2 separate regions of the Homo sapiens genome follow, and region 2 is linked to region 1. A link is a loop called in an ENCODE intact Hi-C map of the cell type or tissue named here. Cell type or tissue: heart right ventricle. All regions are shown on one strand.

Region 1 (2,500 bases):
CTGTCCTCCTAAATGTATTCACCTACTCAGGAATCATCAGGCCTTGTTTCTCCTCCTCTAGACACTCAGCTGACCTGGGAAAATTACAAGCTGCTTGACCAACAAGCTCATTATCTTGTTTTTGATGGAGACAGAGCTGAGGAACAAAGACAACAAATAAAACCCCAACTGTGGGGTGAAAGAAGACTTAACCTTGGCTCATAGGCTCCCTTCAAAAGCTAAGTGGTATGTGGAGATCCGTGAGCTGGCAGTTCTGGTCAGAAAATAACAAAGTCTCAGAATTGCTTCCTAGGCTAGGGTCTCTCCGGAGGCACACACAGACGCCTCTTGCCTTCACCTCTGCACTAATCTCATTGCCCCACTTTGAATCAAGGCTTGAAGACTGTGCAAGCAGAATAACCAGGCACTCTCTTCAGTTAGTTCTGAAACCATCTCAATGATTTTGGGAGAATACACTCCCCACAATCTGGCAACAAGTTGTCTGGCTTGGGTTATTTCTAAGTCTACATTTCTTAGTTTCCTGAAGAATACACTGAGCATGCCAAAAGGTTTCAAAGCTACAGTTACGGCATCAGCAACAACTCTTCAACTAGCCTGTGCTTCAGCCCAAAGCAGCACAAACAGAAAAGTCAGCCAAGCCACGAGGGGCCTGGTCAAGCGTCTAACAGTGTAGGATTGCTGCATAAAGAGCAGGATCCTACTACAATACATCCTTTGAAGTGCCTCGAAAATAAATGCTATGTTTAGAAAACAAAGTCCTCTCTCCAGGCCTGGACTCACCCCACTCACCCCACCCTCATCCCTATTTCACTGAAAAGCTAAATATGAAAAAGTGCTTGGATGTTTACATATTTTCATATAGAGTAAATTTTCCTTAAAGGGCCATCTTCTTAAGAATACAAATCCTCCAAGAATGGTCCTTGAGCTGCTCAAGCTTTCCAACCAGAAAATATGACTATATTGAAAAATACGACTAGAAACAATAGGACCAGCCTCACTTCTTCCCCATAAAAACAATTCCAATCACTGAAGGTCTTGCTGGCATCTCTGCCGCCATCTACTGAGTCAAACTGGCACATATTCTAGTAAATCCTAACCAAGAAAGGTCATTGTTCTGTTATGTTTCCATTTTAACTCTTACCATGTTGTATTACAATTGTTTGTATATAACTTTACTTCTAGATTGCAAGTACCCATGAGATACATAGGATGTCTTATTCCTCTCTTAGTAGCTAATCAGGAAATGGTTGTTGGATTAAGTAATTTTGAGTGTTGCACAGGGCTTCTCCAAAAAAGATCATCTCAAGAATTTTCTTTAGGACTCCTCTAAAACCCAGAAACTACCATAATTATATCAAACAGAAGAGAGCAACTAGTTTATTTTTTAAGGCTTTCAGAGTAGCTCCTTCTACAACTTTCTTTATTGACCCAATACCAGCCTTCACAATCTCCACCATCAGCAAATTATTCTGTCTCAAATAAAAATGGTTTATTATTTAGTTCTATGGCTCATGTGGCTTAGAGTTTGTTGTATCCTTAAGGTGAGGGCTTTTGGACACTCAAAGGCAGAACTGTGATTATATGTTTGTTTTTTTCTTCCCAAATTGAATAACCCCATTCCTTCAACTTTTCTTTCTACATCTTCACGATCTATACATGCTCAAAATTAGTAACAGTTTTCTTAATGTGAAGCCTCAAACTAGTTTCGATGCTCTATTTAGCATTTAAGCAAAGATGATTTCAACAAGTGTTTGTGGTGCCTGCTATTATCCCTATCAATGGGACACTTTGCATTAGGCAAACCTAACATTTACCAGGCAGATAAATTAGGAGTTGGTGATTCATCTCACAGAGCATTCCCAGGAAAATTTCTTCAAAATAACCATTTCAGTCCTGTTTCATTTAGAAAACATTCATTTTATAAGCAATTTTTCATGGATTACAAATCACAGAATGAGAGTAGCTGTAATCTTATTGATGTCTAATTTATGTGTCACTTGGGTTTAAGATATGCACCTTTTTCTGGTATCTGCTACTGGTGTTATGAGCTCTTCAAGACCTCTTGTTCCTTAGGGAAAGAGTCAGCATGAAAATCATCTCTTAGAAAATATTATCATGTTCATTTGACACCTGAAAAAGCATACCCAGAGGGTAGAAGAAACTTGGAGACTGTTTATACACACAAATAGCATAAAGGACTTTTTTCCATCTCTAGGGGACCAACCTGGGCAAAGGAATAGAAGGAATAGCCTTGGCAATTATTCTCCCTGTCCCTGCACCCTCAAGAAAACAGGGAGAGTCACATTCTCGGATGCCAAGATTAATACCTATGTTTGGTTTCTTGGCAAGCAGGCTCTCTGCACTGCAATCTGGAAGGCCACTGGAATCTCTCTGCCAATGTTTTTCGCATTCTCATTATTGATCCTAGTAGCAGCACAAACCTGTTTCTGGATGTTGTGTTCAGAAGCTGATCAACATTAAGTACTCACCTCAAGGAGGC
Region 2 (2,500 bases), 270 kb before region 1:
AAGGCTAGAAAACCGGGGATGTAGGGTGTCCTCAAATCCAATAAATTCAAAAACAATGTCTGTATCCTTCAGCCCTCATTTTCTCATATTTGAATGTCAGTTGTATTTGGAACTTTACATCTTCTGCCAAATTACTGTTTTGCTCAAATAGCTTCTCAGTTAAATTGGAATCATCCAATTTCTCTTTGGAAAGCCACCTGTTCCCCAAAGCATTCCAGCTACAAACACCTTTCAGATGCCTGTGTGTGGGCTTCCTTTTTGCTTTACTAAGCAAAGCCTTTTTGTAATTAGCCATTAAAAAGCCAAAATTCAGTAAACAGTTAATCTGGTCTGTTTTATTGCTCTGTAGCACTAATCTTTACACACTGCATTATAGAGTGAAAAATTATGAGAATCAAATTCATTTTCTCCCTGTTAAGTGTTCGTTATAAAAAAATACTGCTTTCTCTTAGTTATTATTCTAAGCCAGCCAAGTGTGTTTGTGATAAGATACAGATACATGGAATTGGTCCAGTGCTTATTAAGCACCTTTCAGTTTTTGATGTTCATTGTTGGCACATGGACAGACCAATTTGTGAACAGACGCAGAACCTGGGCTACACCGAGGACGCTTGAAATGAAAATTTAGCTTCCTTTACTTCTGCTCTGCCGAATGCTACACATTCAAAGGACTAAAATTGCATAAATAATTAGAATATTGCTCTTCAATTTCACTGACATGAATGGGTCGTACCTGCATCTTTTAGAATATGATTTAACTGAAGGAAGTGGTTTGTGTCCTTGTGATTAAGCTGCTTTACTAGGAGGGTACATATATACTATGTTTATTTAGTATGAAACAACAGAAAAGCAGGCATTTCACCATTTACCTGGATGTTTCTAAATGGAAAGATGTTTGGCATCATATAAACAAAACCAATAAGCAATGAGTTCATGTTTTGCTTTGCAAATGAATGATTTAGCATCGTGTAGGTCTAGCTGTAGATTCAAGTTTAAATGAAAAAATTATTTCGGGTGATGATTTTGGTTCAAGGAAGCTCAAAGTGTGTTTATTCCTATTTGTGCTTTTTTGTGGTACTCTTGGACTGAATATGTAGCACCAGGCTAAAGAAGGGCTAGCCAAACAGCATAAGTAGAGTTTATGTTGCCCCTTTTCCTCTCCCACAGGGGCACATGGAAGGAGAAGTGTGGGGGTTGGCAGCTCACCCTCTCCTGCCCATCTGTGCAACAGTGAGCGATGATAAAACACTTCGCATCTGGGAACTATCTGCCCAGCACCGTATGCTGGCAGTACGGAAACTCAAAAAAGGTACATAACACCACCTTACACATCTGTCAGAGTATTTACAAGTAACAGAATGTGTCATATTTATTCACTCAGTTAATATTTACTGAGGGCACGTGTTATATGCCCATAAATATGCTGGGCAATGAGAATTTTATATTGGTTGCTACAGTCATAACTAAGCACATGTAGAATTATGCCAGAAGGCTGGCCTAATCCAGCTCCATTTTTCACTTCATTTTCCTTGCACTGCACAGATATTTGCCACCTGGGGGCAATATGTCCTTCCTCTTCTCATTGAGAGCTGTGGGAGTCAATTGAAATTCATCAGCTTTTAAAGAATGCTATTTATTTTGTAACAGTCTCCAGAACTTATTTTATGACTTGAAAACAAACATCAATTATATAGAAATATAATACTTAAGAAATGAGTAAATATGTCTTGAACACCTAAATGCACTAGAACTATGAGGTGTACTGAGAGGTACAAATTCAGCAAACATTTATTAAGTAGCTTCTGTGTGGCAGGCACAGGGGATCCCATGATGAATGGTCCCATCTCTAGTGTCAGAGATAGACAGGACTTGAACAGAGTCTCAGCAACATATCCATTCAAATTGGGTAATTCGAGGAGAGTCTTTAAAATGGGACTATTTATATAAAGGGATGGGGAAGGTATGAGGAAATGACCAGGGATAGTGCAGCACTATGCAGCTAGTAATGGCGGCTGCTCTCACTGGCCCTGGGCTTGAAGGGACAGGAGGAGAGGACAATTGCTGCAACCTTGAATATGAGAGCCACATGAGATGGCAGCCTGAGAGAAGCCACGACTGATAGCAGGGGACTCTGCCAGCATGCAGTGACCCTGCGGGAGGCAGCCAGGGAAATAAATGGCCCGGCCTCCCTATTCTTCCTCCATCTCTCTAATTTCCCACCAGTGCTCCCCGTTGGCCAAAGTCAACCTGAAACCAGAGGACAAGGGAGCCCATTGATGCTCTCCATGCAGACCAGCTTCAGGCACAGAGCAGGGTGGACAAGGGCAAAAAGGGGATGTGAAAGGACAAACTAAAGATATTTGGCACAAAGTACCCTGGAGCCTCAGAGGACATCTACTGCTTGGAAATGCTTCATCAGAGAGGTGACGAGCTGAGGCTTGAAGGATCTGTAAAAGTTCTTAAGAGGGAAGGATGAAATTGAGGTCTGACCCTAAAATAT

The links. Peaks named below come from ENCODE experiments on the same cell type or tissue, not always from the same donor. Only the 100,000 strongest peaks of a DNase experiment are listed, where the experiment ranks them.
Region 2: a loop joins it to region 1, with 2.5 times the contacts of the local background. A loop is called at or near these places in 90 of 110 quality-filtered maps.

What each region holds. Positions count from the first base shown.
Region 1 is chr2:55,167,701-55,170,200 of GRCh38, forward strand. No RefSeq gene overlaps it. Among named protein-coding and RNA genes, the nearest start is that of CLHC1, 63 kb to the right of the region's middle. In heart right ventricle, a CTCF peak has its summit at 1,060 (motif pointing left); DNase peaks (open chromatin) are centred at 629 and 1,057; H3K27ac peaks cover 1,020 bases.
Region 2 is chr2:54,898,474-54,900,973 of GRCh38, forward strand. EML6 (EMAP like 6) reads left to right here. Exons shown (of 42, transcript NM_001039753.4): 22 at 1,168-1,309. Among named protein-coding and RNA genes, the nearest start is that of EML6-AS1, 150 kb to the left of the region's middle. In heart right ventricle, a CTCF peak has its summit at 1,558 (motif pointing right); no DNase peak of the experiment used is centred here.